Regions from separate parts of the Mus musculus genome. Here all the other regions are linked to region 3. The links are chromatin loops, found by intact Hi-C in ENCODE. Cell type or tissue: left cerebral cortex. All regions are shown on one strand.

Region 1 (8,000 bases), 110 kb before region 3:
GTTGACTCCTGAGAGTCGTGTCAGTACGGATGCATGCACGCGTGCACGCATCCACAGTAAATAAAGGCATCAATGTAAATTTTTTAAAAAGCAATTTAAGGAAGAGTGGGTTTAGGTAGTACAACCAATTTAAGCTTATCCCTGGCTAGCTTGCAAATAAATGAGACTCGGACTATGGTTTTTTTATTTGGCTTTGACAATTACTTGGGAGTCACTCCTAATCGACTCTTCTAACTGCCGACCTGGCCGCATCCCCGCTGCCTCCCCAGCAGTGTGCCCCAGATACTTGCTGTTTCTCCTGACTGCGAGCTCATGGTCCTTCTCCCCGCTATCCCAATCTGGGGTTTCTACCCCACCTTAATAAAAGGCACATTATTATTATTAATTATTATGCCTTAAACAGCACACGAGCTGAGAAGATGCTTACCCTCTATGCTATTAGAATCTACTTTCCTATTGATAACCCTGAGCTGTTACTAGGTTCTATCTCGGCTGCTCTTGCTCTCTTACATCAGCCCCCAGGGCCACATTTTCATGTCTCACTTAACCCATTGCGGCTTCTCTTTCCTCCTCACCTTCTTCTTCCTCTTTCTTTCCCTCTTGGTCTCTCCTCCTCCAATCAGAGCACTCCAAACCCACCTGCCTCTAATTCCTCCAGTAACTGGCTGTAGCTGATTTTATCTAACCAGCTTGCAAAGAAGAAGTCACTCATAGGCCTAGACCATCCAGTTATAGAATTTGGTAGTCCAATACATAGAATGGTTTGAGTATTCATCCATCTTGGTGGGAAAGGTGTTGGGGCAGGAGCCTGAGGCAGCTGGTGGCTTTAAACCCTCCAGCAGTAAGCAGAGATAGATGAGTGCCTCTTCTCTTCTCTTCTCTCTCTCTCTCTCTCTCTCTTCCCTAGTACACATGCGCATGCATGTCTGTGTGTGGGGGTGGGGTGGGGGGGATGTCAGAGAACACCTTTGTGAAATCAGTTGTCTCTTTGAGCCTTATTGAGGCAGGCCCCCTTACTGTTTCTCAGTGTATATTCTTGGTTAGTGGGTCCTTGAGCTTTCTGGTGATCCTTCTGTCTCTGCCTTCCATCTTGCCTGAGAAGTGCTGGCTTTACAGAGATGCACAACTACCAGTTCCAGCTTGTTTTACGCAGACTTCAGCAATGGGTCTCAGGTGTCAGGTTTGTACACTAAACCCCTTTACCTGCTGAGCCATCCTGCTGGCCCTTCACTTTCTCCTTTTCATTCAGTCCAGGGTCCCAGTCCATGAAATGCTCACAGTTGGAGTGGGTCTTCCCTCCTTATTTAACCTTCTTTGGGTTTGGGGAAGTAGCTTAGCACAGGAGAGGTCCAGAGTTGGATCTCAAACAAACACTGCGTAAGTCAAGCTTAGTGATACTTGGGAGAGGTAAGGACGAGGGTCAGAAGATCAAGGTCATCCTTCGCTACATGACAAATTCCAGGCTGGCCCAAAAATCAAGAAATGTCTCAAAAACAAACACTCCCCAAACAGTCGCTTTTATTGGGCAGATAAGTCAACCGGAAGTACTGGGTTCCATTCACAGTCCAGCAAACAAAACTCTGACTCTTTCCCCTACATCATCCTGTGCAAGGAAAGTAGTCACTAAACCCCAAGTACATGAGTGCCCCCCTACAATACGGTGGTAGTTCGCATAGAGCTGGACCAATGGACATGGACGCATGGACTCCGCAATCTGGTATCCAGCCTCCTTCCTGGCCCCGCCCCTCCCGGGAATCCCGGGAGTGGGAGGGGCTCCATTCACATTCTGACTACCTTTGCAGAGCTATTCAGTCTCTTCAGTTTAGGCTCTGGCACTGCCTAACCTCCTGAGCTGCTAATTGGACAAGGCTGTCCAGGTAAGAGACTGGTTGTCCTGACCAGAAGGTTGTTGTTTCCAACGGTAAGTTTCCATTCCTTGCACATATAACACAATGACCCCCACAGGAAACAGCCAACAGGTGTGTTCACAATCCATCACTAATTCCACTTCTAAGCAGGGTAATGACTGACCAAACAGCCTTAACTTAGAAAGGGAAGTGTGAAGACAAAATTCCAGTCATTCCAGAACTTAAATAAATCATTTATGAAAGTCAGGCAAGGGAATATAGATGCATGCCACCCCAGCACTTGGGAGGCCGAGCAGGGTTGTAAGTGTGACGGCAGCCTGGGCTACATATGGAGACTCTGTGATTAATTAATTTTAATTAACTGCTGACTATGAGGTGCTTATTTAGCAAGCATAGGCTGTGGGTTTAATCTCCAGCAACTCCTTCCCATTCTTAAAAATTGCCACTATGCCTGTTTCTTCAATAATGCACATGGATAAAAAGATACAGGTGGCTAGTATCAGGAAAATACAAACGAAAACTATAATGAGATATCTGGCACAATACAGAATAGCTGTTAGGAAAAAAAAATACTGATGAGAATGGGAGGAAAGGTGGGGGGGGGGCGTGCTGAAGAGCTGGCTTAGCGGTTAAGAGCACAGACTGCTCTTCCAGAGGTCCTGAGTTTAATTCCCAGCAATCATATGGTGGATCACAACCATCTGTAATGAGATGCAATGCCCTCTTTTGGTGTGTCTGAAGACAGCTACAGTGTAGCGTACTTACATATATGAAATAATAATAATAAATAAACAGAATAGGAGAAAAAGAAAACTTTCTTCATTCTGGTGGGAATGCGTGGAGGGAGGGCAGCATGGATGTTCCTCGAAATACTGAACTAGCCAAAGCATGTGACCCAGACATCCAACTGCTGGCTATATATATATATATATATATATATATATATATATATATATACACACACACACACACTCACAGGGACCGAAATCGACATATGAGATAGACACGTGCCGATGTGCCTGTGTGTGCTTATCTCAGGATTATTTACAAGCATTAAGATATGGAATAGACAAAGATGCTCATCAATCCCAGCACTCAGAGGCAGAGGGATCTCTGTGAGTAAGAGGCCAGCCTGGTCTATATAACCAGTCCAGGGACAGCCAGGGCTAAATAGGGTGATTCTGTCGATAGATAGATAGATAGATAAAAGAGATGCTATGGAGATGGTTCAGTGGGTAGTGTTTGAGTTCAGCCCTCCAACACCCCATAAAAAGCCAGCTGTGGTGGCACGTGCCTGTAATCCTAGTGTGGGGGGAGGCAGAGATGAGAGAATCCTGGAGACTCACTGACCAGCTGGGTTAGCCAATCAGTGATCTCCAACCTCGTGAGTTACCCTGTCTCAAAAAATACAGTGGGAGGGAGAGAGGATGGTGACCTCTGGCCTCCACACGTGTTTGTGCACACGCAACACAAAGACACGGGCATAAGAGACGAGAGGGCAAAGAAAATGTGAAACATGAAGTTTTAGTCGGGCATGAAGAAAAAAAAATACTGTCACTTGAAAAAAAAAAAAAGTCTAGAACTGAAGGATATGTGCTACATGAAATAAACCAGATGCAGGAAGAGAAGTTGCCCCGGGTTCTCAACTCAAATAGGATGGCGGTGATAAGAGGCTGGGAAGGAGTCGGAGAGATGGATTTGATCATTGCACACGATATATGCCCATGTTGGAATATGACATAAATACAGTTGATAGACATTAAACAGAGACAAAAGAAAAATTTAAAACCCCGAAGGCGAGTACCCAAAGAGAAGGATAACTCAGAAAGGAACTTCGGAATGGACTCTTGCGGAAGCGCTCCCAGCTTCCCTTGTCCCTAGAAACAAAGCTGAAAAGGGGAGGTGATTTTTCTTCTCCTCACACGGCGGAAAGTAATGATTCTGATAAAACTACCTTTCCACAGGGACTCAGTCTGAGACCCCTGCACGGAGGGCTAACTAGAACAAGCACTTGGAGCCGCAGCCTTGACGTTACCTGGCAGAGCAGACGCACCTGCACTTGAAGCTGAGCCCACTCCGCGTGGACCAACCCCACCACAAACAAGGAATGCCTCACTAGTAAGAGGATAAATGCATTGCATACTATTCACGAAAAAGAATTCCATTGGGGCAGGCGTGTGAACAGAAATGTGTTATCAAATGTGACGATAGCTGGTGGTAAAGGGAAGCAAAGAGAAGCTGCAAAAGCTGGTGGAGTTAAGCCCCGCCCCCCAGCCAGTGGGTCTTCCTGCCGCCCCTGATCCTGCCGCTTAGGAGGAGGTTTTGCTGTCTTTGGTTTTGTTTCTGAGACAGGGTCTGGCTCTACTGAGTATCCGTTTGGATTTTAGCTCTGCCACTTTGTGTGGACAAAGGCTCTTGGCTTCCTAGGTAGAGGGAGATAAAATCATGCCAACCGAAAAGTGTTATGGAGAGATGAAGGGGAAGCCCAAGTTCAAGTGTTCTTGGCTTTCAGTACTGTTTGAAATTGGCCGGGAGTTGCTGCTTAGTGGTGGAGCAATCTTCTAGACAGAATGTGGCAGTCACAGAACCTCACCCTTACTTGGTTTGCTCCTTGAGAGATCAAAGAGCTGTGGTCATAGGCTTTTAGCAAGTTGTCTCTTCTAGAAAAAAAAAACATTTATTTTTATGTATATGAGTGTTTTGTGTCATATATAATATATGCACCACAAGCATGCAGTGCCTGTGGAGGCCAGAAGAGGGCAGTGCATCCCCTCTAACTGGAGCTACCATGTGGGTACCTCACCCTAGCTCTCTTCAAGATCAGCTAATGGTACTTTTAACCAGCTGTCTGTACAGCCTTAATTAGTAAGTCATCTCTACTTACCCATCAGTTACACACATACACCACACACACCACATACCACACACTATTCCTTGAAGCCTGGTAGTTGGGCACTGGGGAGGCAGAGGCCTGGGGTAGAGAGAGAGTTCCAGGACAGCCAGAGCTACACAGAGAAACGTTGTTTTGAAAAACCAAAAACCCATAACAAAATATTCATTGTGTTTCTTTTCTTTTCTTTCTTTTTTTTTTAGGATTTATTTATTTATTTATTTATTTATTTATTTATTTATTTATTTATTTTGTATATGTGAATACAATGTCACTTTCTTCAGAGGCGGCAGAAGAGGGCATCAGATCTCATTATAGATGGTTGTGAGCCACCATGTGGTTGCTGGGAATTGAACTCAGGACCTCTGGAAGAGCAGTCGGTGTTCTTAACCGCTGAGCCATCTCTCCAAGCCCCCCTTGTGTTTCTGAAATGCAAATCTATTAGGAGCCTTAATTCCTGGTCTGTGCCACCCCTATGTTTGTGCATCAAGGAGGAGGTGGGTGATGTTAAAGGTGACTGATGTTCTAGGGCTGAGCTGGCATTCCCTGTCATCCCTGACCCTCCAGTCCTCTCCCAAAGACTACATCTGGTCCAGCAGCACAGAGTTTGGGGGACACAGTCTTGGGTTGAGATACAATCTCTTTTTCTAGTCACTTTATGATTTATAGCCAACTGCTTAAGCTCTGTGAGAGCCAATTTCCTGGTTTGTAAGACTTAGGAAAATAAACAAGTGCGCACCCCAAAGCTCCTAAGCCGTGCAAGAGACAATGCTTGAAAAACAGTTCCCCATTATGAGACCCTATCTCAAAAGAAGAAAAAAAAAAAAGCTTTACTGCCTAAAACAGGAGTATGATGAGATTCAGGCATCCCCTAGGGTAATGTAGGCAGCTCTCCTAGAGCTGTGTTTAGCCTCCTCGTGGGTAAAAAGGAAACAGTAACAGAATGTGGGGGCCTGTAAACCTGAGAGACTGGGAATTCTGGTTTGGGCTGGCACTGGCTGATACTGGCTGGCACAAGTGTTGGAGCCCTTTAAAGAAGGGAAGTTCTTTCTGGTTTCCCTTGGGAGGGAGGGTAATGTTGCTGCAGGTGCTGGGCTAGAGGTCTCCCAGTGAGCTGCATCCCAGCCCACTGTGATGGGAGAGGGTTGCAAGGTTCATGGGGCTGCTGTAAGGCAGACATGGGGGATGGGGGTCTGTGGCCCTTGAAGGACACTTTCTGCTTCCAATACACCCCACTTTCCTAACTGGCCCAGATACAAGTTAGAGTAAGATGTCCGTGTACTTTTCTCCAGACACAAATACAACCATCGACTGAGGCTTCCCGGAAGTACTCAAGGGTGAGCCATTTTAAGTGTTCTCAAACTGGTATGTCCAGGTAGCCAACCCCTTCCCTCTATGTCCAGGAGCCCAAGGGTCCTCTTCCACTTCCTGGAGGAGGTTGTTGTTGGTGAAGTAGAAAATGGTCTCCAAGGGCCAGAGAAGTAATTAGTTTCGTGCTACTAGAGCCCCTGTCATTAAAGGGCCAGGCACCCATTCCTCAATTCCTCACAAGCATTTATCTCCTACCTGTCTGACGAGTAGGCCTAGGAGGGGCTCCCTCTTCTGTTTTCTAGTTTAGGGTGTGGGAAAGACACCCTGTCCTCTTCCGGCCGGCCGGCTGGGGCATTGACCCCAGAAACAGCTGGAGTTGAAAAGGCCAGGCTGGTTTCAGGGAGGGGATGGGTTGGGCCCCAGCCAACTCCTTTCTCACCTTCTGGACCAGAAGAGATGTGTGAGTGAGGCAAACAGAGGAGAGAACCACTAAATATAGGCTCAACATTCAGTCTGCAGCAATATTGCCCTGATTCGGACCTTTGCAAGTTTTGTTTGTTAATACACTAAAACTATTTAGTTAATAACAACGAAATAGTTTAATCTGTTTTTTGTTTGTTTGTTTGTTTTCTTTTTTCTTTTTGTTCTTTAAGATTTATTTAGGGGCTGGTGAGATGGCTCAGAGAGTAAGAGCACTGACTGCTCTTCCAAAGGTTCTGAGTTCAAATCCCAGCAACCACTTGGTGGCTCACAACCACCTGTAATAAGATCTGATGCCCTCTTCTGGTGCGTCTGAAGTGAGCTACAGTGTATTTATGTATAATAATAAATAAATCTTTGGGCTGGAGCAAGCAGGGACTGAGCGAACAGAGTTGACCAAGCAGGGTTGGCTTGAGTGAGCAGAGGTCCTAAAAATTCAATTCCCAACAACCACATGAAGGCTCACAACCATTTGTACAGCTACAGTGTACACACATACATAAAATAAATAAATAAATAAATAAATAAATAAATAAATAAATAAATAAATAAATATAATTCTTTTTTAAAAAATCAGATCAGATCTCACTACCAGTGGTTGTGAGTCACCATATGGTTGCTGGGATTTGAACTCAGGACTTTTGGAAGAGCAGTCAGTGCTCTTAACTGCTGAGCCATCTTTCCAGCCCTTTTTTTGTTCTTTCAAGACAGGGTCACTCTGTGTAGCCCTAGCTGTCCTGGAACTCACTCTGTAGACCAGGCTGGCCTTGAATTTAGAAATCACCTGCCTCTGTCTCGCAAGTGCTGGGATCAAAGGCGTGTGCCACCACTGCCTGGATCATAATGTTTCTTTTTTTTTTTATTTTTTATGTCTTCACCATTGCTCTCTTCAGACAAACCAGAAGAGGGCATCGGATCCTATTACAGATGATTGAGAGCCACATGGTTTCTGGGAATTGAACTCAGGACATTCGGAAGATCAGGCAGTGCTCTTAACCACTGATCCATCTCTCCATGGCTCATGCTTTTAATTGCAGCAGTCAGGAGGCAGAAGCAGGTAGATGTTGGTGAATTATAAGGTAGCCTGGTTTGCCAAGTAAATTCCAAGCTAGCCAAGGCTACATAGTGAAAACTTGTTTCAAAATTAAACAAACAAAAATCATGGAAAGCACATAATATTTGATACTAGTATTTGCTGTATACTGTTCACTATTATACACTGTCTTCTTTGTTAAGGGGAAACTAGGGGCTCCTCATACATGCTAAGCATGCCCTCTGCCACGAAGCTCTACCCCAGTACTGTTTTGTTCTTTTGAGACAGGGTCTTCCTGTGTTAGCTAAACTGCCCTTGAATCCATGATCCTCTTGTAAGACCCTGCCACGTGCTGTGATTACAGGTGTGAGAAAGTATATCTAGCCTTTTAATTATTTTATAGTATTTTCATAAAAAC
Region 2 (8,000 bases), 91 kb before region 3:
GACTCTCAATAATGTGGATTCCTTGAAACGCCATGGCCGTGATGGGATGCTTTGACTAAAGGAACCTCAGCCACTCCTGTGTTTTGGTAACAGTTGGATTCTGTGGGACTAACAACCGCATTCCTGGTTCACTGACCAAAAAGAATAGCGGCTCTCTGAGCATTCCCCCCTCCCCTCTCAGGAGCCAGAGTTCTTCAAAGGAATTCCCACTCTTTGGCCCTCATCCTGATCAGCCTGCCTGCTCATTGTACCAAGATGCAGCAGTCGAGGCCACTTGTCCCCTGTGTTCCCATCGTCACTGGCTGGTTCTCTTTTATCCACTCTAGCTGTCAGCAGCATTTGATCCCACGTACTGCTTTGCCTCGGAGCTCTCTGCCAACTCGGCCTCCAGACAGAACATCAGCTCTCCCACTCTCTGCCCACGTGGCTCAGCTCCTGGGGCCACATTGGTTTCTACCAGAGGTTTGGCATATGAGAGCCGCAGGTCAAGTCAGCCTGTGCAGGTTCTCACGGACTTTACTGGATGGAGTGCAGTGATGTCTACTGCTCACTTGCGTCTGAGGATGCTTTGTGCTATGATGGCAGAACGAAGTGGTGGCAACAAGGGGCGTGTGGCTCATGAGGGTGAAAACATTTACTGTGTGGTCCTAGTGAGAACGTGTGCAGAAAAATAGCGTGGACCATCTGGGGATGGCCACGCCTCCTCCCCACTGGCCACTCCCAGTCTCCCTTGATTCCCCTCATTTTCCCAACTGACTGCTAAGCCTCTGCCCTTGAACTCCTCCTATACTTTGGCTGAGTGCAACCAAACCCAGACACGCCCCCCCCCCCCCCCCCCCCCCCGCGCACTCCTCCATTTTATCTCTTTCTAGAAGGATCTCACGCGGCTGAGGGTGGCCTTGAGCTCCTGGTCCTCCTTCCTCAACATCTCAAACACTGGGATCACATTTAGGCACCACCAAACCTGACTTACGTCTATGCTTTCACATCCATGGGTTTAGGTCCAAGCTCCTCGATAAATGGCAAGGTCTCTGCTTCCAGTGGGCTTGAACTCCTGATGAGCCTGCAAGCCTGATGAGCCTGCAAGCCTGCTCCCTCAGCAGCTCCTCTCCTGTCAGTTAGTGGCGGCTTCCTACTTGCTCAGACCAAACACAGATGCTGCCTGGATTAGAAAGTGTCACAAGGTGGAAATGTACCCTGCCATCTTAGTGTCCTGAGCATGCTGGCTAGCCTGGCCTGACTCAGTTACCTTTGCCTACAATTTAGCTACAAAGTTATCAAAGATAAAGCCTACTTCTGTTATATGGCCTTTATCTATTTACTTGTTTATCTATTTATGAGACAGGGTCTCCCGCCAGTTGTCCTCTGACCCAGCTGCCCACATACCCACATACCATATACCTGTGAGCCTGGAAGCTGTAAATTTGAGCCATTTCTTTGCATAGAATACTTTCAAATTGACTGGTTCCCCACCCCCACCCCCCCTTTTTTTTTTCAGTTTTTGACACAGAGTTTCTCTGTGTAGCCCTGGCTATCCTAGAACTTGCTCTGTATACCAAGCTGCCCTTGAACTCAGATATCTACCTGTTCCTGCTTCCTTTTAGTGCTGGGACTAAAGGCATGCCCTGCCAGACCTGGCATTTCTAAATGGAAGGCATTGCAATCTTGTTTTCCTTTGGTTTGTAGAATCCAATACCCCTCTTCCCTGACCAGCGGTGCACAGAGAGGAACTGCCCGTATTTGGGTCATGACAACCAGAGGAATCAATCGTTGGTCCCAAGTCCACATGGGATCCTGTCACCTCTGTGGAAAGTCACAGCAGGACAGGACTTTTAATCTCAGAAATTCTTCCTTCCTCTGGACCCCCTGAGTCAGGGTTCACCTGATGGTCAGCACTGTTGCCCTTCTGGCCAGGTACAAGTCTCCTCTGTCATGATCAGGAGGCTTCTAGCAGCATGATTAACTCATGACCACAGAGGTGTGGGGCCTTCCTGCCCTTGGACTCCAGGATGCCTGCATGCCAGCCCTGTACAAACAGGCTATCATAGTCAAACTTTGCTCCAGGAGACTGAGTTTAATCCCTTGGCAGCACCCCCATCCGTTCGGTTTAGCTTTTAATCTTCTTGCAGTGTATTTGACTTCGGAAAGCTACAAAAATCCTAAGGTTCATGAAGAGAAACAGGACACTAGAGAGAATTACAGACACCTTGCACCCTGGCTCCAAGCCTGCCTAGTCACAGTTTCTGGTCTGAGTTTTTCCTATTCTTAATTTCTGAGACCAAGCTACCATTCCAGAGTGGCTCTTTATTGTGTGGCCATAGCCTTTCTGACTCTTCTTTCTTTCTCTTATTCTTTTTCCATGGTCACAATGCTCCTGCCACTCTTATTGGTTGCTGTGTGACTGGGCACTCTGAGGCTGGCTCTCCATCAGGCTTGGTTTTGGGAGGAGACTGTGTTGTACACTGGTCAAGAAGCTCTCTGAGCATCAGAGAAGAGGACAGGGAGTCACAAGGGTAATGGAAATTGAGACCATCATCAATATACAGCACAAGTCCTGGGCATCATGGGTAGTATTGAAACTGCCAAGTTGTCTGTGTGTCCAAGTCCCACCTGCCTCAGAACACCGCTGGTCAGGAGACAAAACTCAGGGAATTTGACCGTGGTATCCCAGTTGAGACAAAGAAAGATACCATCCTACAGAGGGGCCCTTGAGAAGAAGTTGGAACATTTGAACAGAAAAAGGCAGCCTGCCTGGCCTAGGAGGAATAGTTTCCACGAAGAGGCTGGTGTGGTGATGTACGCCTCTAATCCCAGTACTCAGAAGATAGAAGCAGGAAGATTGCTGTAAGTCTGAGGCCAGGCTGGCCTGCTCTACACAGCAGGTTGCAAGCTAGCCAGGGAATGATACAGTGAGACTCTATCGAAAGCAAACAAGAACAAGAAGGGTCCATGAAGAATTATGTGGAAATAACAGACCCTGTCCCCAGAAAAATTGACAGGGGGATATCAACTCTTTATAAAAATAGGATATCAGCTCTTTATAAAAACAGGGTTTCCGTGCTCTGGCTATGTGCAAGGCAGAACGGCAGCAGGGTACTCACAGAAACTCTGGAATCCTCACCGCATCCCCAGTAGGTAGCTACTGGAGACTGAACTCATTTTGCTGTTCTGGAAACAGCACAGGATCGGAAGGAAACTGCCAAAGCTGCAAGGCCAATACAGCTTCCTTAAGGTTTGTGTTCTGAGTATGCTGTGCTGACCCATCAGCCCCTAAAAACCCCCAAAGTAGTTTTAAGCCTGCTCTGACTGTTTGCCTCTCCCTCTCCGAGTGACAGCTGGTAAGGTACTGTGCCCAAGTCCTTTGAGGGCCAGGTGCCCCTGCCTGGCCCCTCTCCGTCCTCCCTTTGCCCTAGTTCTGGCATCTGGAACCTGGAAGGGTCCTGGCATGGTGCTGGCCAAAGAGCTTATGAGCTGAATAACAGCTGATTCCGTTTTGAGGTTAGTGGAATTTGGGAGGGAAGCAGGTGATTTCTTCCTGCCCTTAAGGCTGAGAATGTTTAGAATTTATCTTCTTGGTAACAAGTACATGAGCGCGCGCGCACACACACAAACACACACACACACACACACACACACACACACACACACACACACACAGAGAGAGAGAGAGAGAAAGAGAAAGAGAAAGAGAAAGAGAGACTCAGTTATTCTGGGGTCATTACCTTTCTTTCTCCTGCCCACATGCAGTTCACTCCAGATCTCCTCCTTTCCTCCTTCCTCCTCCTCTTTGGTCGGTCAGGGTACACACGTGCCCCTCAGGTGAGCAGAGAGCAGTTGGTTTAATCTGATAGCAGGGTGGAGGCCATTTAGCTGGGCTGTGCCCTAAGGCTCCCCTGGGCCTGATCCACTGCAAGCTTTTAGTTTCAGCAGCTCTTTAAACAACCTGCCTCACTCCCCTCCATTTTACAGATGTGGTAAATCTGATCTTTGTAATGACATCGTACAGCAAGTGGCCTCCTAGCTGGGCCCTACAAAGGACTCCTTTTGCACACTAATTAGAAGATCCAAAGGAAGAGTCACCATGCTTGAGCCACTGGTGCATTCCCCCGGGGGCAAAGTCAAGTTAGGATGATAGGAAGGTGCAGTCCATGAAGGGTGTAGTACCATACAGTAGTATTGCCAGCACTTCCAGAAGCAGTGGCAGGAAGATGAAGAGTTTGAAGTCAGCTGGGTTGCATAGGATGATTCTGTCTCCAAACTCAAATATAAACAAATATGTAAGTAAGTAAATAGCCAGGCATGTGGCTCGTGCCTGTAATTTCAGCACTGGGGCAGAGGCAGTAGAATTATAACAAGTTTGAGGCTAGCCTTGGGTCACAGAATGAATTCCAGGCTGGCCTTGGCTACCCAGTGAGACCTTGTCTAAAAAAAAAAAAAAAAAACCAAAGGAGCAGACAAACAGCAACAAATAGGAGCCGGTGAAGCAGTTCACAGTAGATGAAGTGTTTACAAGAGTTTGGATCCCCAAAGTCAACTGAGAGTCAGGTGGGCTTAGTAGCCCATATGTATTCCCAGTGCTTGGGGGTCTCTGGGCATACTGACTAGCTAAACTAGCAGGATCACTGAGCTGATTCAGTGAGAGACTCTGATTCAGTTAAGAAAGGAAGGAAGGAAGGAAGGAAGGAAGGAAGGAAGGAAGGAGAAGGAAAGAAGGAAGAGAGAAAGAAATGCTTCTTATAATCTTGAAAGCTCCACATATCTCACCATTTCCCAAATCCTTGATAAGCCTGGGATAGCTTTGGCTGTCCTAGAACTCTCTCTGTGGGGATAGCCTTGGCTGTCTTGGAACTCACTCTGTGGACCAGGTTGGCCTCAGAATCAGAGATTTGCCTGCCTCTCGACCTCCCGAGTACTGGGATTAAAAGCATGTGCTATTCTGCCCAGCTTTTCCCTTTCTTTTTGTTTTAAAAATTTTTATGTTTATGAATGCTTTGCCTGCATGTATGTCTGTCCACCGTGTGTGTGCAGTGCCTGTGGACACCAGAAGTGGTCATCAGATCACCGAGGGCTGCATTTACAGACAGTTGTGAACTTCCGTGTAGGTGCTAAGAATTAGTACCCATATCCTCTGGAAGAGCAGCCCTGAGCCATCCTTCCAGCCTCTTTAACTGCCCATGGCTGCACCCTGCTGATGAAATTGAATCATCCTGGAGTGGACGGTGCAGCCTCTCCTGTGCTTCCAGTGGGCAATGCAGCTAAGTGTTACTGTTTTAGATTTATGTGCTTATTTTATTAGTTGCATGGGTGTTTTGCCTGCATGTGTGTTTATGTGTATCACATGAACTTCTCATGCCCATAGAGGTCATAAGAAGGCATTGGATCCCCTGCATCTGGGGTTACAGCACCATGTGGGTGCTGAGAGTCAAACCCAGGTCCTCTGGAAGTGCACTTAAGTGCTCTTAACCACTGAGCCATTGCTCCAGCCTCCAGAGAGTTACTGTGAGGATTTAGATACATCCTGTCCCAAAAGTGTTGGTGTAAATGCTGATTCTTGAGCCCCATCTGTGGCCCACTGAGTCCCAGTTTGCATCTTAGCATGGTCTCAGACTGAAATGCACTAAGATTTCGGCTCACCTGAATCCCGAATCTCGAATTGCCTTTGGGCCCCTAGACTGTTGCTAACATTTCTATAGTGACCTACACTGAGGACTCTAGACTTTTGAAATGCTCTTATTTGTACTTTATCTTTTAACTTTTAACCTCAATGTGCCTGTGAGGTGGGCTTACTGGGAGCCTCGTTCTAGCAAGTGCAGTTAGCTCTGTTTCACCTACCAGATGCTGACCTACCATAGAGATGCTGCACTCCCGTAATCCCAGAACTTGGGGTGGAGATGGGATCATCAGAAGTTCAAGGCCGTCTTTGGCTCTTGAATGAGCTTGAGGCTAACCTCAGCTACATGACACACTGTCTCAGAAACAGAAGCAGGACAGGGCAGTTTGGCAGGTAAAAGGCTTTGCCTGTGAGGCTTACAAGAGAGTTTCAGGACCCGGATGAACACACACAGAGCCTGTCTTCTCCCTGCCTGCAGAATCAGTTTTCCATGAACACACCTCACGTGAGCGAGCAGATTGGTTTCTCCTCTTCCTTGCACCAGTGTACTCTGATGACGCATACCCCAGCTGGAAACCGGAAACCCAGAATTTGGACATGGAAAGATTTTTTTTTTTCCTGGTACCAGGTAACATGAGCCAAACAGCTTATATATAAAATTTGGCAGAAAGAGCATAGATAGCACATTCTGGGAAAGGTGGAAGTAGATGATCTTGGCTTCAAAACTGAGCCTGTGCCCACGCTGTAGGCACACAGCTCATGTGATCTGATAAAAATAGCAATCTGCTGAGAGAAGGCAGCTGATGGCAATCTAAAGCACCAGGGTATAAATTAGTGTCAGCTACCTGTTCAGCCATGCATTTGTCACGGAAGTGATTTGATTCCTCTGTTCTGTGCCGGGCGGTGGTAAATGTGCAAAATTACCCCTGGGAATTCAGGTTGCTCCAATCTTGTAGGGACACAGACTGGGGAAAAGAGGCTGGGCTGCTGTATACATTTGGTTAGGGTGAGTAGGAGGTACAGCAGGGCTGAGGAAGGGTAGAAGAGGAAGGTGAGAGGGATGAGTGTCATAGCACTCATGAAAACTGGGGAGAGGGTGAAAAATGACATCCTGTGCGCCGGGCAGTAGCAGCACACATCTTTAATCCCATCACTCAGGAGGCAGGGGCTGGTAGATCTCTGAGTCTGAGGTCAGCCTGGTCTACATAGTGAGTTTCAGGACAACCCAGGCTATACAGAGAAACCTTGTCTTGAAACAACAACAACAATAACAACAACAACAACAACAACACCAACAACAAAGGCCTGTCATTTTTCACCCTCTCTCACCCTGGAGTTTGTGGAAAGTAGGGTTCTAGGTCCAGACAGCAGACATTTATCCATGCTTTTCCTGATGCCAGTTTGTTCATCTAGCTCAGGCCACATCTACTTTCCCAAGTCTCAGTTCCCTGTGATGAAAACAGGCACAACAAGCTCCACATTGCACAATGGTTTTGAGGGGGTAAGCACACTGCCTAGCCCAGGTCAACCCTGTGCACTGGTGTACACTGGCCTTCGAACATACTAGCTCTAAGACCACAGTAGACAATCACTAATCACAGCTGGCACTGTTGACCATGTACTAGCCTGTGTGGTGGTCAGGAAGCGAGCAAAGTAGTTAATATCGATTGAGTGCCTTTAGTATAGTAGGTTTTTTTTTTTCCATTTTTGCCCAGCTAATTTACGTCTATACAACCCCTGGGGAAAGGTGCACTATAATTACTTCCATTTTATATTGAAGAACTTAAAGCAAGCGAGGTTAATTAAGTCGTTCAAGATTATACCCTTATGAGACGGCACATAGCAAGGGTGGGAGAGCATTTTCCTGGCATGTTTCAGGCTCCTGCTTCAATCGCTGGTACTGAAAAACATTTTTTTTCAATTAATTATCTTTTGGAAAAAGCCAATGTGTTACCTAGGTATAGTGGTCCATGACTGTAATTCCAACACTCGTGATATAGCAACAGGTGGGTTGGCATACATTCAAGACCAGCTTGGGATCTGTGTAACAAGCTCCAGGTCAGTAAGGATGACATAACCAACCAATCACCTAGCCAGCCAAACAAAACAACACAAAACAACACAAAAACCATGCACAATATAACAAACAAACAAACAAACAAACAAGCCAAACAAAACCTGCCAGACAAATTGGCACAGTCTGTTCCTAGAATCCACTGTGGCTCCAAGCCCTTCACCTGTGGCTTGTCACCATGTGGCGTGGGTCTACAGGACTCATGGGTCTTCACTACTGCCTTTTGCTAGAAAGCCTCAAAGACTTCTCCCTCCAAGAAAAGTGACTTGTCATCTGAGCAGCTGGAATTATTTTCACTACCAAGATTGCTGACTA
Region 3 (8,000 bases):
GGATCTAGAATCACTTTGGAGACACTCTGGTGTGTCTGAGAGGGATTATCTAGTTAGGTTAGTTGAGCTGGGAAGAATCACCTTAACTTTGAGTTGGCAATGCTTCCGGGGCCCCAAGCATAAGAGGAAGTGGCTCTCCAGTCAGCATCTGCATCTGACTGCAGACCCCCATGACCTGCAGCCACCTCCTGCTTCTGCTACCAACCCGTCCCTGCCCTGATGGACTGTGTCCCCTTTAATTGTAAGTAGAACCCAACCCTTCCTTTCTTAGGTTGCTTTTGGTCAGGTATTTTGTCACAGTGGTGAGTAAAGTGACCAATGGATAGGGCATTTCTCACATCACAGCCCCGGTTCGGAACGTCTCACACACAACGTACTGTTCCTCATCAGCAGGGTCCACTGTGATCTGATTTTACACAAGAGGAGAAACCCCAATAGCACCACTCAGAGAGCAGGCTTGGGGATACCAGGAGTGGTGGCTCACTCAAGAACTTACCATAAAAGTGATCAGATCTCTCCTGCCTCAGATAGGGCAGCTACAGTGAATCGAGGTACTGTTCCACCAAAGTCCGGCTTGGGGCAGCTGTGAATTTATTGAGTTGATTTACAGAGCCTGTGTGACTCTCAACACAGCAGCACCACGGAAAAGTCTCATCCCAGCATGGATGACAGTATCCCCATAGCTACATAAACTTCCCTTTCAGTTTACCTTCTACTGGTTATGAACTCTAGCGCTTCCCTAGACTATGAAGCCCAGCCAACAAGGGCACAATCGGAAGGTTCGCTGGGAATCCAGAGGGGAGCAGCTGGAATAGTGGGTAAAGGTCCAGTGACCCTCTCCACCCTGTCCTTCTGCAAGCAGATGGGAGCAGTCAACAGGCCCAATCTGGAGCACATCACTCAGCAGTCTTAAGCTGCTCTCCTGAAGATGACGGTTGTTATGCTTATAGGATAGCACTTGGCAAGAGTGATGTATGACTCTCTAATCCAGCACTTGGGAAGTGGAAGTAAGACGATCACGAGTTCAAGGTCAACCTTGACTACTTAGGGAGCTTGAGGTAGTCTGGGCTCAAAGAAACAATAAAACAAAGCAAAAATAGAAAAGCAGGTTCAACTTTCTAGCCTTGCATGGGTGTTTATTTGTTGTAGAACATCTATGTCCCTCTCCTTATTGAAAAAAAAAGTTATTTAGGTGAGTGTTTTAAATTTCTTTTTAAATACTTATTGTTTTTTGTATGAATAAGGATGGGGCACACACTGGATCCCCAAGAAATGGAGTCACGGGCAGCTGTGAGCTGCCATGTGCAAGCTAGGAATCAAACCTGGGGTCCCCTGGAAGAGCAGTCAGTGCTCTTAATTGATGTACTACCACTCCAGGCCCCTGAGATGAAATCCTTATACAATGAACCACTATAAAGTGAAAATTCAACAGCATTTATTATATTCACAATGTTGTACAGCTACCAGATTTGCCTAGCTTACATTTCCTTTACTCATTAAGTAGTGTCTTCCTATAAAATTCCACTTTAGACACTGGGAGCCACAAATCTATATTCTGTCTCTAGATTGATCAATTTAGGGCATTGCATATAATGGATCATACATATAATTACTTCACCTATTACAGTTTTTTCCTATTAAAACCCACACAGACACTGGGACCTACAGATCTGTGTTCTATCTCTAGACAGATCTGTTCAGGACATTGCATATGATGGAATCATATATGTAATTTCTTAAAGAGACAGGATCTTACTCTGTAGCTAAGCCTGGCTTAGACCTCATTATGCAGTCCAATATGGCCTCAGATTCATAGTAATCCTCCCATTTTAGCTTCCTGAATGCTAGGATTACAGGTGAGAGCTACCATGCTTAGCTCAATGTGTTTATTTTGTGTTTTTTTGTTTCTGGTTTCTGGTTTTGTTTTGATTTTTGTCTCGGTAATGTAGTGTTTTTCAGGTTTCTTCACATCATGGCATGCACTAGCATCTTCATGATGAAAGAGATCCCTTATTGTGTATGCAAATCACAGCCTGTTTATCCGTTCATCGGTTGATGGACATTTGGGTTGGTTCCACCTCCTGTGTGCCACAGAGATGAGCAAGCATGTACAGTACATACACCTGTTTCCATTTCTGTTCTGAATTCTTTGTAGCTCGCACCTAGGAAGAGGGCTGTGGCGCTGTGCATTGAGTCTTCATCAAATATTTTAGAGGAATCACTGAACTGTTTTTCTCAGAAGTTGAGTCACCTTACAGTCCCACCAGTAAAATTTCTCAACATGCTCAACAACATGTTTCATTTATTTTTGTGATGCTAGGGACTGGCCCCACAGCTGTGTGCTGGTTAGGCAAGTACCCAGCCACTGAGCTACATCCTGAGTCCCAATGCTTGTTCTTTCTGCTTCTTCTCCTTCTGCTTCTGCTTCTTCTCCTTCTGCTTCTGCTGCTTCTTCTTCTGCATCTTCTGCTTCTGCTCCTCCTCCTCTTCTTCCTTCTCCCCCCTCTTCCCTCTCCTCCTCCCCCTCCTTCTTTTTCTTCTTCTTCATGATCCAAATGGGTTCAAGAAGTGGTATCTCATTGTGGTTAACTAATGATGTTGACTTCTCCTGAATGTCCCTTTGTACATTTTCCTTGGAGAAACATCTACTCAAGTAGACATTTTTAAATTGACTTGTGTCTTCATCAGTTTTGTTGCTACAACAAAAAGCACAGACTGAGTAATTGATAAGCACATGAGGTTTATTTTGTTCATAGTTTTGGAAGCTAGGGAATCTCAAAGTTTAGGACCAGACCTTTGTTCTGTGCAGTGACATGGTGGAAGGTGACATGGTGAGAAACCACATGGGAGAGTCAGAGACAGGATGAAAATTACTAACCCACTCCACAACAGTGACACTAATTAGTTCATAAGAGGACGGCGTTGCCATAATTACCTCTTAAGGGTGCCAACTCCTAATGTCTACAATAAAATCCAATTTCAATGTGAGTTTTGATTCTTGTTGAGTTGTGAGAGTCCTTTGAACAGAATTCCTTGACTTAAAATAGGGCTATGTCCAGATAAAGCCATCATAAATTGAAAATATCATAGATCAAAAATGTACTGAATACTCACAATGTAGCAACTACACAACGAAGCATTGATTATCTGCCAGACAATCATCTTCCTGCTTTGCTGGTAAGTGGTCCCCAGACCTTAGCACAACTGACACCATGATGGAAATACCATTCAGGCCATAAAACCACCATGTAGACAGGATTACCAGCCACACTGAAAATAAAGACCTAATTCATTGAGGTCCATAGTTATGGAAAAGTCTCTAATTGTGCTAACTTTCCTTTTTGGCTTCTACAGTTCTGCTTCTTTCTGGTTTTGTTACCTGAAATATGTCTGTATCATGAAGTTTCTATTACCCCACTTTAATCTCTGGGTAGACCATGCTACTAGCCTCTACCCAGCCTGGTTCCCTTGGACCTGTGTGTGAAGCACACACACACACACACACACACACACACACACACACACACACACAGAGAGAGAGAGAGAGAGAGAGAGAGAGAGGCTTATTTTTAATATACTTTTTGCTCAGTGGCTGGGCTCTTCTAAACCTCCTTCAGCTAACGTGCCCTTATCTTTACTCCCAGCTCAACACCTCTAAATCTTCCCTCAGCTAAGTTGCATTGCTAATATCCCTCCTGCTACCATATGCCCAGTCAGGGAAGCAGCCAATGGCCACTTCACCAGAGATCTCACATGGCTGGTGGCTCTCTCTCCCTCCAAAGCATGGTGAATCATCTTTTCACTCCTGTGTCTCTTAGCCTGCCTGTGGGAACCTGGAAGTCCCGCCTCTTCCACCCAACCATTGGCTGCTAGCATCCTTACTCATCTATCAAGAACCGATTGGGAAACAGGACCTTTGCTGTTCCTAGGCAGATTCCCCACCAAAGCATCAGAACCAGGTCCCTACACATGTCAACCCAGGACATGGTTAAAGCTCACCCTGAGAAAGGCTCGGGGATACACTGGGATTCCTAACACTCAGCAGGCTAATAAAGACTTTCTGTTGTACTAAATCCAGTGAATACCCCACAATACTGCCAGCATTATGAGGATATAGGATATTATATTAAATGCTGCTTGCCCATGAAAAAAATGACAATTCAAAAATTATGGTGCAATCCTTCTCAATACAAGCCCCAGTTCACCAGGTTTTTAGATACTAAACCCTGACCAGATATACAGATAGACAGTTACTTTTCTATTGCTGTCATAAAACACCATGACCAAGGTGACTTCCAGAAGAAAGAGTTTATTTGGGGCTTATGGCTCCAGTGGGATAATAGCCCGTGGTGGTGGAAGAGCAAGAGCGGGCTGCTGAAGCAGCAGCTGAGAGGTCACATCTCCATCCACAAACGTGAGAGAAGCTAACTCAAAATGGCACACCCCCTTCCCCAAGTAATATGCTTCCTCCAGCCAAGCTGCACCTCCTGCTCCCCGACCAACAGCCACCCAGTGTGCTCCAAGACTTCAAATGCCAGAGGCTTTATAGGGCACCTCTCATTCGAACCACCACAGTTTGCAAACATTTCCCCATATGTAGGCTGTCTTTTCACTTCATTAATAATGCCTTTTTAGTTTTATTTCACTTTAAAAAAAAGTCTTGTCAGGGAGGCCTGGCTGTGGGGACATCGTCTTGGAGATGGGGAGATGAGGAATGGGATGGGGAACTGTCAGAGGGCAGACCAGGAGGGGGATGACAACTGGACTGTAAAAAAAAAATTAGAGATAATAATTAAAAAAAAGATAAGAGAAGCGTCTTGTTTATTAGGCATCCCTACCTATTCTGATGTTTCCTGGGCTGGCTTTGAGTTCACAGTAATCCTTCTCCTTCAGTCTTTCAAGGGCTGGGCTTACAGGTGCACACCACATCTAGTTTAATAATACCTTTTGATGCATAGAAGTTTTCATATCTGATCAATTTAACCAATTTCTCTCTCTCTCTCTTTTTTTTTGTTTGTTTCCTGCACACGATTTGATGTCAGAGATCACACTCTCTCACCAGACCCAATCATAGCATTTTATCCCAGGTTTCCACAAGATCCTCATGGCTTTAGCTGTTACATTCAGAATATTGATCCACTTTTAGAACTTTTTAAAAAATATTATAATTATTTTATATGTGAAAACAGTTTCCCCAGCACCAATATTACAGAACCCCCCACTGAATTGTCTCCCTCTGTTTTTCACCTCTCTGGAGTAGTCATGAACAAGTAGGGAAAAGCTGGTGACCCCTCTCTTGGTCTAGCCACAGGGGAGATGCTGAGATAGACTCTTGAGCATACCAGAGGACACTGGAGGGAGTTTCCAGGGCTGCAGGACTTACTGTAAGTGGGAAGAGTGTTTGGTTGATGCCTTTATCAAAGGTAACAGTGGTACCGTTAGAATGATTTGAGTCATAAGATGCATAAGGCTTAATAATACATGAGGCAAACCATTATGATAATATCTAAAAGTTGGAGCTCATGCGCGTGACAGGGGAGGCAACATGATTTGCCATCACTTGAACAGTTTACTTCCTTTATTTGACTTCCTGATACTTTTGAATGCAAAACAGTATCCAAGCTGGTCATTAGAACTGGCATTTTACTGTATGCACCTTTTTGCTGTGGTCTGTGAAGTATCCTTGTCTCTGCATTACACAGGAGGAGACAGAGGCAGAAATAAGTTTATGTTCTTGCTTAAGAAAGATTTCTTTTGTTAATCTATGTAAAAGTATATATTTTAGGACGCTTCTATAGTAATATATTTCCATACTTAAGGCAGATTTCTAAGAGGTAGAAGAAGCTGTGAGAAGTGTTCCATGCCTATAATCGGAAGATGGCCCAAAGTTTGAGGATACATAGTGAGTTCCAGGCTACCCTGGACTATAGAAGGAGATCCTGTTTGAATACTAAAACCCCAAATAAAATACACAAACAAAATGTAAGAATTATATCTGAGTTCTTGAGTCCACACACTTAAGAGTGTCAGCAAAAGCCCAAGCAATCTTAATTAAAATCCAAAACTATAAATAAACCCCAAACCCAACCAATTAAACCTAGAGCTTTTCTCATGTATGTATGTATGTATGTATGTATGTATGTATGTATGTATGCATATATACATATACTTATACACACACACACACACACACACACACACACACACACACATATATATATATATATATATATATATATATAGTCATTTAGACCAGAGGCAGTATAGCTAAGTTCTTTAATTTATCTAGATAAGACAGACTTAGGGTACACAGTATGTATAATTTTGATTTGTTATGCTTATTTGCTTGTTTTGATTTTTTTTCTGACCAAATCTAAACACGTAGTGTAGGCTGGCCTTGAACACTCTCCACAGGCTGGCTGGTTTCAAACTTTGGCTCCCATGTTAGCCTCCCCTGTAGTAAGGCTATAAGCCTGTGCCATTGAACTGGCTGAATATAAGATATTTGATACTAAAGTACACACTGGAGTTATCACTATAAGTAAGCAAGTTAATGCATCTCCAATCTTATATAATTATTCTGTGTGAGATGTGTGTGTGTGTGTGAGATGTGTGTGTGTGTATGTGTATGTGTGAGATGTGTGTGTGTGAGTGTGTGAGAGAGATGTGTGTGTGTGTGAGATGTGTGTGTGTGAGAGAGATGTGTGTGTATGTGTGAGATGTGTGTGTGTGAGAGAGAGGTGTGTGTGTGTGAAATGTGTGTGTGTGAGAGAGATGTGTGTGTGTGAGAAAAATGTGTGTGTGTGTGAGATGTGTGTGTGTGTGTGAGAGAGATGTGTGTGTGTGAGAGATGTGTGTGTGTGAGAGATGTGTGTGTGTGTGTGTGTGAGAGATGTGTGTGTGTGTGAGAGATGTGTGTGTATGTGTGTATGTGAGTGTGTGTGTGAAATGTACCTACAACCTGAACTCTTACCAGATTTTCAATGCACTTCAATGGCTAATTCTTTGACTTCCTTATTTAAATCGGACCTTCTCAGAGGGAATTGTTTTCCTCTTCTGACCCCATCAAGCAGATGATCCCAAAAGCTTTTCAAAACTGGCTCTAATATGAAGCTGTCAGTTCTAGAGTTCAGAGATCCAGAGATCCAGGCCAAGTCCTGCTCCTTCCCTCGTGGCAGGTTCAGATGGCTCAGTGGTTAGAGGCACAAACTACTCTTATAGAGGACCAGAGTTTAGTTCCCACCCCATCTCTGTTGGGCAGCTCACAACTACCTACAGCTCTGGTCCCAGGGGATCTGACAATCTCTTCTGGATGCCACAGGCACCTGTACGCACACGTATACCCTACCACATCACATATGCACAGATTTTAAAATAAATATTAAAAAAGAAAGTTGTTATAAGTGAAAAAGAAGAGCTAAATGAAAGGTGTAGAGCGCAGATTGTTTCCCCTCCCTCTTCTTTCTCCATCTATCACTGTGATGGCTAATCTTTACTTTTATGGGATATAGAACTACCTAGGAGACACACTTCTGAGTGTATCTGTAGCCAGTGAGGTTTGACTAAGGTGGAAATACCTACCCTGACAGCATCCCATGGGCTGTGGGACATGACTTAGTCAAAGAAAAGTGAGCTGAGTACCAGCATCTGTCCTCCTCCTTTGTCACGGGATGCAGGGTGACCAGCTGCCTTATTCCCCTACCGCCATGCCTTCCCATCAACCTGTGAGCCAAAACAGACCCTTCCTTAGGCTGCTCGTGCTGGGTATTTACATCACAGCAACGACAAAGGCAGCTGATATAACCTCCAAACGATGAAAGTCTAAACTCTGTTAGCAAGGACAGACTGGACTATGTCGGATTTGATGTTTTTCTGATCTTCAGGTTTTCCCATACTTTGCATGTTATTTTTATATGACAAATTGCAAATGTATAATTTTATATGTTTATTTATGGACAGATGCAATATAAAATATACATGTCCATGCAGAAATAAGATAA

The links. A loop is a pair of places that touch in the nucleus more often than their neighbours do. Peaks named below come from ENCODE experiments on the same cell type or tissue, not always from the same donor. Only the 100,000 strongest peaks of a DNase experiment are listed, where the experiment ranks them.
Region 1: a loop joins it to region 3, with 2.2 times the contacts of the local background. A loop is called at or near these places in 2 of 42 quality-filtered maps.
Region 2: a loop joins it to region 3, with 1.8 times the contacts of the local background. A loop is called at or near these places in 2 of 42 quality-filtered maps.

What each region holds. Positions count from the first base shown.
Region 1 is chr5:52,973,866-52,981,865 of GRCm38, forward strand. All of the region lies in intron 2 of 5033403H07Rik (RIKEN cDNA 5033403H07 gene), which reads right to left. It overlaps Gm30301 (a long non-coding RNA gene), which reads left to right and starts at 904. Exons shown (of 4, transcript XR_376956.4): 1 at 904-1,877; 2 at 3,833-3,986. In left cerebral cortex, CTCF peaks have their summits at 4,615 (motif pointing right) and 7,463 (motif pointing right); no DNase peak of the experiment used is centred here.
Region 2 is chr5:52,996,547-53,004,546 of GRCm38, forward strand. No RefSeq gene overlaps it. Among named protein-coding and RNA genes, the nearest start is that of 5033403H07Rik, 8.3 kb to the left of the region's middle. In left cerebral cortex, a CTCF peak has its summit at 3,081; DNase peaks (open chromatin) are centred at 375, 5,200 and 6,301; H3K27ac peaks cover 1,000 bases.
Region 3 is chr5:53,087,689-53,095,688 of GRCm38, forward strand. No RefSeq gene overlaps it. Among named protein-coding and RNA genes, the nearest start is that of Gm17182, 42 kb to the left of the region's middle. In left cerebral cortex, no CTCF peak of the experiment used is centred here; a DNase peak (open chromatin) is centred at 3,797.